Regions from separate parts of the Homo sapiens genome. Here all the other regions are linked to region 1. Evidence: chromatin contacts called from ENCODE Hi-C data. All regions are on one chromosome and are shown on one strand. Each heading gives the region's core, a stretch centred on a gene start or an enhancer-like site at or near the end of the contact. The rest is flanking DNA. Distances are from core to core; before and after follow the strand shown.

What was found. Hi-C counts contacts between places; a loop is a spot of excess contacts on that map. Pooled maps may share reads with other maps.
Region 2: a loop to region 1 is called in a pooled map, with 4 times the contacts of the local background. The contact joins the promoter of GTF2A2 here to the promoter of FOXB1 in region 1. A Hi-C loop is called at or near these places in 5 of 50 pooled maps.
Region 3: a loop to region 1 is called in a pooled map, with 4 times the contacts of the local background. The contact joins the enhancer-like site here to the promoter of FOXB1 in region 1. A Hi-C loop is called at or near these places in 2 of 37 single-sample maps with no recorded cell type and 4 of 50 pooled maps.

Annotation. Positions count from the first base shown.
Region 1 is chr15:60,002,591-60,006,641 of GRCh38, reverse strand. FOXB1 (forkhead box B1) reads right to left here and starts at 2,331. Exons shown (of 2, transcript NM_012182.3): 1 at 1,999-2,331; 2 at 1-1,735. The coding sequence starts at 1,678. The coding sequence ends at 701. RefSeq lists a silencer at 1-32 and enhancers at 39-158, 239-318, 2,135-2,650.
Region 2 is chr15:59,655,480-59,659,141 of GRCh38, reverse strand. It overlaps GTF2A2 (general transcription factor IIA subunit 2), which reads left to right and starts at 1,627. Exons shown (of 5, transcript NM_004492.3): 1 at 1,627-1,736. RefSeq lists an enhancer at 1,591-1,820.
Region 3 is chr15:59,531,195-59,535,047 of GRCh38, reverse strand. No RefSeq gene overlaps it. Among named protein-coding and RNA genes, the nearest start is that of GCNT3, 79 kb to the left of the region's middle. RefSeq lists an enhancer at 1-561. Within about 2 kb of position 2,132, at least 3 of the 41 ENCODE cell types and tissues checked have a DNase peak (open chromatin) inside an H3K27ac peak, as active enhancers do.

The DNA of each region.
Region 1 (4,051 bases), core at 1,082-3,581:
CTTTCTCAGCTTGGCAGCCTCTTTCCTAACTCCCAGCGCCTGGAGCCTCTGGAAGGAAACAAAACCCCAAACAACAACAAAATCTCCGCAGAAGCCTAGGAGGCAGGGCCGCAACCCCGGGAAGCTGTGGTCGGCCCAGCCCCTGCCGGATGGGCGGAGGCGAGTGGGGTAGGAAGATTAGTGGCTCCTTTTTGCTGCAGATTTCCAAGACGTAAAGAGATCCGGCCCTCCCCTGCGCTGTTGCAGCCCTCGCGGGGAGGGGGTGTGGGGGGGATCTGTTCCTGGAAACATCTGAGGCAGTTTCTCTAGTCTTGAAACTGCGCAGAGTTCGGGGCTCCGCCGATCTGGGCGGAGGGAAGACGCGCTTTTCTCGGCGAAGAGGGGGTGACAGGGTTTCCCCCGCCGGTCAAATAGGAGGGGGTTTCGGGGCCTCAGGGAGGGGATGGTTCGGCTCAGGTGGCCCCGGCCTTCCTTGATGTGGGGGCGAGGACAACTCCCACGCGCCTCTCGGCCCATCTGCAAGTTTGTGTTTGGTCTCCTGGGTCCAAAACAAAGTTCTCTTGGGGCAAGGCGGGTTGGCCGAAGGTGAAATGAACAAGTTAGGGTGGCGGTCCCAGGTGGGGGCCGGCAGGACTGGGAGCCAGGGAAGGCGAGTGAGGTGGTGGGGAGGAGAACGAGAGGGGGCGTGGGCTCCTGCGGGTCAGTGCACCGCCACCGAGTGCAAGGCGGAGGCCGGGCTGGTGAGCGTTTCGCTGGGGGTGGCGGGGCTGCTTTGGCTGGTGGCTGTTTGCGAGGACGTGGGGCTGAGCGAGGGCGGCGAGTTCGAGAGCAAGGTGGGGATGGGCGCTGGCAGCGCAGGCAGCGCGGGCACGGCGGCCGGCGTGGGCTTAATGGGCACGGGGATGGCGGGCAGCGTTTGGCCCGCCGCGTGGCACAGCGGCTTCAACGGCACGCCGTAGGCGCTGTAGTCGCCACTCGCCATGGAGATGGGGGTGGCCGAGTCGATCATGCCGGCGGAGCCATACACGTGTGGCCAGCCGGTGCCCAGCGAGCTGCCCATGGTAGTCAACTGGTTGGGGAGCGGGTAGGCAGCGGGCACCGGCTGCATGGCGGAGAAGGCCAGCCCCCCAGGCATCTTGTATTCCCGCGCGATGATGTTCTCGATGGCGAAGGGGTGCTTGAAGCCCGAGGGCTGCGCCACGCCGCCCAAGTTGTAGGCGGCGGCGGGCATCTGTGGCAGGTGCGTGCCCGAGGCCGCCAGCGCGCTGAGCCGCAGCTTGGCCTGCTGCTGCAGGTACTGCGCCGCGTCGGCTGGCTTGCTGGGCGCCAGGTGGTCGGACTTAAGCACCTTGAAGCGCTTGCGGCGCCGCAGGAAGCTGCCGTTCTCGAACATGTCCCCGCAGCTTGGGTGCAGCGCCCAGAAGCTGCCCTTGCCTGGCTGGTCCGGCCGCCGCGGGATCTTGATGAAGCAGTCGTTGAAGGAGAGGTTGTGGCGCAGACTGTTCTGCCAGCGCTGCGTGTTCTCCCTGTAGTAGGGGAAGCGGTCCATGATGAACTTGTAGATCTCGCTCAGCGGCAGCATCTTCTCGGGAGAGCTCTGGATGGCCATAGCGGTCAGCGAGATGTACGAGTAGGGCGGCTTCTGGTCGCTGTACGTGTTGCGGCCGGGCCGAGGCATCTTCTTCCTCGCCCTCTTCTTGCTCTGGGTCCGCGCGGGCCGGCGGACTGCTCGGATCTGGGAAGGGGGTGGGTAATAGGGAAAGGTAGCATGGATGCACAGAGACACCGGCGGGGTCAGCCAGACCGAGTAACAGACTTCGGGGGTCGGGGGTGGGGCCTGCGGCGCTCGATCAGCCAGCGCCCGGACTCTTTCGCCAGCAACTTTGCGGGCTTAGTGGGCGCGGGAGGGGAAGCCGGCGAACGGCGCGAGGATAGCCGGGAAGTAAGTCGGTACTGGGGCCAGAATAGGGGGCAGGGACGGAACAGAGAGCTGCTCACCTTAAAGTTGCTTCAAGTTGCGCGTCCGCATCCGGGAGGACGCCGCTGCGCGCCGCTTCTCTCTCGGCGCGCACTCGACGCGCACTCCGCGCGCAGCGTCCGGGTCCGGTTGGACTCGGCGCGAACCTGGGCTCTTGAGCTCAGCCCCGCAGCGTCCCGTGCCGCCCGGTCCGCGACGCTCCTGGAGCGTCCTGCGGGCGGCCGAGCTCGGCTGCGGAGTCCCGGCGCGGATGGTGGCAGCGACGTGTTAGGGCTCCGGAGGGCGCTGCTGTGGGCTCCGCGTCTCCGCTGAGCTAGGTGGCTGCCTCCATGTCCTCCCTCGAACCATCTGATAGTTTTAAGCGGTGACAGGAGCAGAAAAGACCCCTGTAGCGGCGCTTCATTAATGTGCCACTTCTTAGCTATCATATGACAATCGCCTTGGGAGGAGGAGGAAGAGGAGGGGGAGCGGGGGCTGCAGAGGGAGGGGACTGAGCGAGAAGGGAGAGCCCGGCCAGCTCTGGTTTCTTTCACACCTATTTACATGGACACCTTGGCCAATAGGAATCACTTCCAGCTCAAGACTGGGCGAGGGGGAAGAGCCTCGGCCACTGGGCAGGCAGCTGGACGCGCCGGCCGGTGTGCGCCGTGTGAAGGTATGAGGAAGCGGCCGCCGCGGAAGAGGGAGCCAGGCGACCACTCACGTTCACAGATGGAGCAGCCGCGCGGATGATGTTTGACATGGAAATTGCTTGGCTGGGGTATTCTGTTTCCTCTGCGTTGTATCCGGTTTGTATCGTTAGGTAACTTTAGGCACGGCTTTCCCCTGAAGCCGACCCTTTTCCTGCGCTTAGCACTACCCGGGGTTGGTTGCATGGGTTATAATAATGAAAACACACCCTTGCCCCCCAGTCCCCGGAGAGTTAGGTCGAAATTTGACTTGACTTTCCTATGCAGCTGCTTCAGCTTTGTATAGTTAGTGTGTAGCTTTGAAAAAGTGATGGGGTTTACAAATACTTTCAAAATGTGATTGGACATCCCCATGTAAGAACCCATTTTGAATGTAACTGTATTGACCAAATTTTTAAAAATTAAAATAGTGTATCTGGGCGAAGAGTCCAGGTATTTGCTTTAAAAGTCCTCCGGGAATTTGGTTGGACACAGGATGGAGGCTCAGGAGCTGTTGGGGCAAATGTTGTGCGGACCTGGGGAGGGCCTGAGTTTGTTTGACACAGTTTATCACCAGGTAAGCCTCAGGGGCTCTCGCTTTTCCCAGGTGGTTTGAAACTTTAGGACTCAGGCACATCCTGGAAGTTTTCATTTTACACCCGGAACTCCCCTTCCCAGCCCTCCCACCCCCCCAACCTCCCACCCCCCATCCCCCAACTGCCGCTTTTTTTGGTATGGAGAACTTATTTAGGATTTAGAGTGTAGCAAAAGCCGCCTGCGATCCCACTAAGACAGCAGTATCTTCTACAACTTGGGGAAAGAACCATAGAGTTTTCCTTCTTGGGGAGCGGGGAATGTGCCTTGGGTCACTCCGCCTGGTGCGAGCAGCAGGCTCCCTTCGGTTCGGATTCGCCTTGGAAGGGTTAAATGAATCATTATTATTATTATCATTATCCTCATCGTCGTCGCTGCCGTCATCATCATCATCATCAAATTGCTATGAAATAAATAGTGAGTCGACCCCGCCTGCATGCACGCACTCTATAAGTACACACCAGGAGTTCCCACGGGTTTCTGCACATTCTCCGACCTTTAAGGTTTTTAAAAGACATTCATTTTACTGCGTTGTTAAAAACTCAATACTTACAGCCCACACAGAATCATCTTCAAAGTCCAGAAATGGGAGAACTTTTTTTTTCCCTAGACGTGGTGATCGTAGAGAATTCTGGGTGTTAAGTTTCAACACTTTAAGTGATATTAGAGCATTATTAGTGGAGCTGTTTGGGGTTAGCATAAAAAAGATCTTTCAGCGCGCGAATGCACACACACACAAACACACACACACACAACTTCATTAACTACAGTTTCGGAGGCGGTCAATAACTCACCAAAACGTAACTTAAAC
Region 2 (3,662 bases), core at 378-2,877, 350 kb after region 1:
TTTGTCTTTTTATCACATTTTTCTTTCATTATGCTACTAAATTTTTGCTTTGAATTATCCTATAAACCTCTTAAATAATTTCAGACCTTTACACTTGTTTCCCTTTCTATAGTCTAAGTGCTTCTATTCTTTGGGGATTAGAGAGTTCAGCCTGCTTTATTTTAACATCAAAACAATAATGAAACTTTGTGTTTCATAGTTGAGATTTTTTTTTAATTAATGGGGAATCCAAGGATGAAACCATGAGTGGCTTAAAATGAAAACATGGCTTTTTTTTTTTTTTTTTTTTTTTGAGACAGTTTCGCTCTTGTTGCCCAGGCTGGAGTGCAATGGCGCCATCTTGGCTCACCGCAACCTCCGCCTCCCAGGTTCAAGCAATTCTCCTGCCTCCGCCTCCCGAGTAGCTGGGATTACAGGCATGCACCAACACGCCCAGCGAAATTTTTTTTGTATTTTAGTAGAGACGGGGTTTCTCCACGTTGAGGCTGGTCTCGAATTCCTGACCTCAGGTGATTCGCTCACCTCGGCCTCCCAAAGTGCTGGGATTACAGGCATGAGCCACCGCCCCTGGCCGAAAACATGGCTTAAATAAGAAGAACTTGTTTAGTTCATAGACCTGCTCAGAGGTTCCAGCTGATACCACTTGGTGTTTTTTGTGGTTTTGTTGTTGTTGTTTTGCACATACTCTTTAATCACTATTCAGCTATTTTGTAGGATAAACTGCTCTACACATGACTGCTGGGTTTAAGCCAGTTAGTGTACCATGCACCCTGACACCTAAAACAATTTGTGATTTTGCAAACTTGAAATTTATAGTGAAGTATTTATCTTGCATATTAGATGCAAATTTTAAATATAACTTCTCCCAAATTAAAGTTCTTCATGAACTGGTCACAAACTAAAAACTTTGCCTGCAGCCCTGTTTCGAGGGGTAAAGAAGATACCCTGCTTACCCTGCTATAATTTTTTTTTTTTTTTTTTTTTTTGAGACGGAGTTTCGCTCTTGTTTCCCAGGCTGGAGTGCAATGGCGCGATCTCAGCTGACTGCAACCTCCGCCTCCCAGGTACAAGCCATTCTCCTGTCTCAGCCTCCCAAGTAGCTCGAATTACAGGCATGCGCCACCACGCCTGCCTAATTTTTTGTATTTAGTAGAGACAGGATTTCACCATATTATGCTGGTCGCGAACTCCTGACCTCCGGTGATCGACCCGCCTCAGCCTCCCAAAGTGCTGGGATTAAGGCGTGCGCCACCGCGCCCGGCCCCTGCTATAATCTTTTCAGAATTCGTCTGCAAGGTCTTCAACACTGTTACCCTGAACACACTTCCGGCATGAAATATGAATGCCCTACATTTCTTAAATTGTGCATCTAACAATGGAGAAGATTAGTCTCTAAAAATTATAATTCCCTTAGGAACGATTTAGTAAACCTGGTGAATTACTCGAGCAGAGCGCCTGTCCACCACTTTAAGGCTTCAAGCTCCAGCCCGACGCCCCTCCTTCCCTCTCCACGCCCTTCCCTGACAAGGCTTGAGTGGCGGGCGAGAGCAGGGCTGGGCGGGGCCTCCCGTCCCTCGGGCGGGGTGTCACTTCCAGGTTCCGCGAGCACTTCCGGGTCGTCAGCTCAGTTCTGCGGTTTCTGCGGCGGCTGGAGAGGTGGTCGGAGAAGTAGGAACCTCCTGCCGGGCTCGTGGCGGCTTCTGTCCGCTCCGCGGAGGGAAGCGCCTTCCCCACAGGTAGTGGGTTAGGGAGGGCAGGGTTAGGGAGGGAAGCAGGGCCGCGCTCCCTGCCGCCCCCCCGGAGTCGGAGTGCGTTGGTGGGGTAGTCTCTGAGGGCCCTTCGCTCCTGGGATCTGCCCGTTACCGACCGTTGCCGGCAAGGCCCCGCGGCCGGCACCGGAGAAGGGCGGCGAGGCGGCGGTGATGGTCGCGTCCCGTGGCGGGAGGCTCGTCGTTCACGGGGCGCCCACAGAACCCACCTAGGGGAGGTCTTCAGCCCACCACCGTATTTTCAGCCAGGTGAATGTCTTAAAGCATCCACTAGCGCCCTGTGAGTTTTGCCGAATTTCGGAGAGCATTTTTTAAATGTCTCATTCCTGTGCTTTGTAGCTTGTTGTTTGAAGTCTGCCTTCCAACTTTCTTCGTGCGAACTCCGACAAAAGGAACGAATTTTAAACTTGGTGGTTTAATCAAAAAATGCTAGGACGAGTTACTTCCGAATTTGACTTCTAATTTTCTGAACTGCAAAACAAGAAGGGAACAATAAATTTCTGTGGCTGATACCACATCTAAAAGATTAGAACACTTAACAAGGAATTTTTAAAGAATGTAAGAACATTGAAATCAGCACTTTTAACAAACGTTTAACGCAGGGCTATTTTCTAGATAAACTCAAAAATTTGTCAAATGGGACACGATGCACGATTCTGTATTCCTACTCTGTGGAGTTTTTATCTACCTATTGGGACTTCTTGCCCTTTTTAACCCCCTCTCCCCTCCCACACGCATATTATACTTACTGATATTTGCCTTCGTTTACTGAACAGATTTTTTTTTGGCTCCTATTGTGTGCCAGGTACTGTTCTAGACGCCTATTTTACTTAAGTGAACAAAATAAAAAGCTTTGCCCTCATGGAGCTTACATTCTATTAGAGGATGCAGAAAATAAAATATATAATGGTGTTAGAAAGTGATGGTGCCATCAAAAAAAAAAAGAGAAATATAAAGGAGTACGGGAAAGTTCCAGAGTGGAGGTGGGAACTGGTATTTTAAAGATGACGGTGGTCAGTTTGAGCCTCATTTAGTAGGTGTTATTTGAGCAAAGACTTGAAGGAATTAAGAAAATTTGCTAAGTAAATATCAGGAAGAGCATTCAGGCAGATAGGAAAGCCAATACAAATGCTTTTAGGCCTGTCATGTTTGAGGAATAGCAAGGAAGCCAGTGTATCTGGAGAGGGATGAGCAAGAGTTTTGGGGGTGGAGGGACAAGAAGATAAAGTCAAAGAGATCATGGTAGCCGGATCATTGTAAAGGCTGATAGAAGCCATGGGAGATTTTGAATAGAGGAGAGGTATGTTGTAACTGAAGTTTTAGAAGATCACCCTGGCTGTGAGTTGTGATTAGAGTGTAGGGGTGAGTGTAGAAGCAGGGAAATCATTTAGGAGATTTTTGCAGTAATCCAGATGACGAGAGTGGCCCAGGTCAGGGTGATAACCGTAGGGATGGTGAGAAGTGGTTGGATTCTGAATGCATTTTGAAGGTAGGCCTTACAGTATTTGCTAGGAATTGGATATGGAGAGTGAGATAGAGGGAGTGGAGGATGAAATCAAAGGTTTTGCCCAAGCTCGTAGAAGTATGGAGTTCTTTAAGCCACGATGCAAAAGATAACAAATAGAGATGTTGAGTAGGCAGCTAGATTCAGGAGTGAGAAGTTCTATGCTATATGAATTTGGGGATCATCAGCAGTGGTACTTAAACCATGAGAATAAATGTTATCCGTAAGGAATGGGTGTAGACGGAAAGCAGCAGAGGCCTAAGGACTGTGTCCTGTGATATTAAGAGTTTAGCGAAAACGGGATCAACCAGCAAACAGTATTAAGAAGGATGAACTTGTGAGTTAGGACAATCCGAAAAGGGCAGTGTCCCAGAAGCCAAGGTAAGATC
Region 3 (3,853 bases), core at 883-3,382, 470 kb after region 1:
CTGATGACATTCCACCGTTGTGATTTGTTCCTGCCCCACCCTAACTGATCAATGTACTTTGTAATCTCCCCCACCCTTAAGAAGGTACTTTGTAGTCTCCCCCACCCTTAAGAAGGTTCTTTGTAATTCTCCCCACCCTTGAGAATGTACTTTGTGAGATCCACCCCTGCCCGCCAGAGAACAACTCCCTTTGACTGTAATTTTCCATTACCTTCCCAAATCCTATAAAATGGCCCCACCCCTATCTCCCTTCGCTGACTCTCTTTTCGGACTCAGCCCGCCTGCACCCAGGTGAAATAAACAGCCATGTTGCTCACACAAAGCCTGTTTGGTGGTCTCTTCACATGGACGCGTATGAAAACTAGCATTCCATATAGTTTCATACCATTTGCGGATTCACTGATGTTTCAAGTAGAAACAACACCGTCAGCCAGTTGCTGTAGTTTATGCCTGTAATCCCAGCGTTTTGGGAAGCCAAGGCAGGCAGATCACCTGAGGTCAGGAGTTCGAGACCAGCCTGACCAACATGGTGAAACCCCCATCTCTACTAAAAATACAAAACTAGCCAGGCATGGTGGCGCATGCCTGTAATCCGAGCTACTAGGGAGGCTGAGGCAGGAGAATCGCTTGAATCCAGGAGGTAGAGGTTGCAGTGAACCAAGATCATGCCATTCACTTCAGCCTGGGCAACAAGAATGAAATTCTGTCTCAAAAAAAAAAGACAGAAAAGAAAGAAAGAAAGAGAGAACATCCTCAAATAGAAACAATACCACCTACCTCTATGTTTTAATACATTTTCAGTAATAATATTTATTCAACAATACATATTAATTTCCTATTAACTATTGGTTTCTTTCTAGATATTAGAATACAGTTTATATTCTGAGAGGGATTAAGGGCCCAGAGTCGGGGAACTCACATTGTAAAGAGGGAAACTGCTTACCACAACCAAGCATTTTCAATGAGGAAAATCTGAAAATAATGAGGAGGCTTGATCCAAAGGGCCAAGCTACCTAAAATTACAATGGGCAGTGGGGATCTACTAGAAAAAGGTGTCACAGAGACACCTTAGAAACATGGCAGGAGGGATGATGAAAGAGAGGAGGGATTTTCAGGTTGAAATGAAAGACTTTTTTTTGTTTGTTTTTTTGTTTTGAGACAGAGTCTTGCTCTGTCGCCCAGGCTGGAGTGCAGTGGCCCAATCTCAGCTCACTGCAACCTCTGCCTCCTGGATTCAAGTGATTCTTCTGCCTTAGCCTTCTGAGTAGCTGGGATTACAGGTGCACATCACCGTGTCCAGCTAATTTTTGTATTTTTAGTAGAGATGGGGCTTCACCATGTTGGCCAGGCCTATCTTGAATTCCTGACCTCAAGTGATCCGCCCGCATCTGCCTCCTAAAGTTCTGGGATTACAGATGTGAGCCATTGGGCCCGACCTGAAATGAATGACTTTACACACGAATGCAATAATGTTAACTCCCATTCCCTTCTTACTGTCTGTCTTTCTTCTTTGCAGCTCTAAAGGTCAATGAAATGCAGACCTAAGAGAGTATGCAAAGAAAGCAAAGGTTTGACACAGGACTTCCTTCCCAGAAATTTTAGGACTAGAGTAAGGCTGTGCTAGGAAACTCACCAGACCTGGAGCCAAAGGAGCTGGGTATTCAGCCTTGCTTCACTGGCTATGTGACCTTGACCAAACTTTCTTGATATTTCATTTTTCTATTTGTAAAATGGAAGCTGTAATTTCTCTTTTTTCTTTAATTTCTTTTTGTTTCCCTAAGGTCTAAGATGGCTGCTAAGAAATAGTAATTTCCTACCCAGTGGGTAGGAAAGTGTCTGACACATAAATATTAAGCAAAATATTTACGCTTATTCACATATTCAATTAAAATTCATAACTTCAGTTTCTTCATCGGAGGATGAGAATAGTAATGGTAACACAGGGTTATTATAAGGGAGGTAAAGTGGTTTATCAATTACAAAGTCCCGTACATGTATCAGGTCATCATTATTTAAGACATGGGAGGTTGGCAGGGGTCGGTGCGGGGCAGCAGGTTCTCAAAAATTTAGCTTAATGCGCCACCTAGGGATAGACTACAGTTCTGCATTAGTTTTAGAAAAAGCTGAAATGAGGTGAAACTGAAATGATTTCTGCTTCCTGAATTTTATGAAGTCAGGCATATCTAGACCCTCTAGCTTTCAAAACACCTGTTTAAAAGAGGTCTGTAACAAAATTTATCTTTCACGTTGCCCAGAAACGACATGTGGAAGAAAAAATGTGCATGAGAGCACTTTGCGTGGAGACATTCTCAATAAATGATTAATTCAGTGGTCCCCCATATTTTTACCTTTCTTTTGTTTCTTTTTCTTTCTCAGAGATTTTTTTCTTTCTTTCTTTTTTTAGAGACAGGGTCTCACTATGTTTCCCAGGCTGGTCTCCTCCCTCAAGCAATCCTCCTCCCACCTCACCCTCCCAAAGTGCTGGGATTACAGGCGTGAGCCACTACACCCTGTCCCCCTGCCTTTTTTTTAGTGTTTTACCCCCAAACATAGACGTTTTACAAAGATCAGTTAATAACAGCGCATTAATCGATTTATCAATTTATTCTATTTCTCCTTTTTTTTGAAATAGGGTCTCACTCTGTCACCCAGGCTGGAGTGCAGTGGCACGATCCTGGCTCACGGCAACCTCCACCTCCCAGGTTCAAACAATTTTCCTGCCTCAGCCTGCCAAGTAGCTGGGATTACCAGCGCCCTCTGCCACACCCAGCTAATTTTTGTATTTTTAGTAGAGACGGGGTTTCACCATGTTGGCCAGGGTGGTCGTGAACTCCTGAACTCAACTGATCTGCCCTTCCAAAGTGCTGGGATTACAGGCATAAGCCACCACACCCGGCCTCTATTTCTCATTAATCAGAGACTTTAACCCATCTGGAACTATCGTTAAGTGATCTAATGGGTGTGGGACGCACTATAAAGAGCTGTCATAATATGAGACAACATAAGGACACCTGAGACCTTAGTTAACCTGCAAGTGCTTTCACGATTAGCACCTGACTTCTCATAGATATTTTTTTAAATATTGGGGAAAATGTAATCCTGCCTTCAAGTAGATCACAGTTTAGGGAGAAGACACCCATGTGTAGTTAATGGAAACAATAGTTTTGAAATTTACTAATTTGCTGGTGTCCCTTGCATTTCCTTGTCCTCCCCCTGACTTGCCCCGTCTTCTGCAGAGGCATCCATTTGCCCAAGAGGGAACTAGGACTGTTACAACAGGAACTCAAAGAGGACGCAGTCCATATTCAGTTTTGAAATTCAGAATAGATACCTGGAAAGCACAGAAAGACGATAGTCTTAAAAGCCAGGCTTTGTCATGAAAGAATTTTCTAAGTTCCTTTGGCTCCTAGAACTGTGTCAGAGTCACTAACTCTAAGCCTAAGTCAGATGACAAACTCACTTCCATGATGCAGAAGGAATACTCCTGCTACCATTAAGGGACTTAAGGCTCCCTCATCCCCCTAGAAAGGAAGAAATGACAGCGAGAAGGCCACCCTAGAGAGGAAGCAGAAATAGAAAGCCGGTTCTCTTTTTCACACAAGTGGAGTGTGGGGAGGAGAAAGGAACGTTGACAAACGTGTTCTCCCTTTTCTTCCTCTTGAGGTGAAACTCTGCAGTGGACAAACTGGTAAAAATGCCCAGGTAGGCTGGAGGTAGCTGAGAACCTTGTAGGAGGAAGAGGGAAGGTGAAGACTTACTAAAGACACCCGGCATTTGGTCCCGCCCAACATGGTTTGGGCAGCAGCACAGCAGCTGCTAGACAGGTAAACTCTAGGCCAGAGGGTTCCTGGGT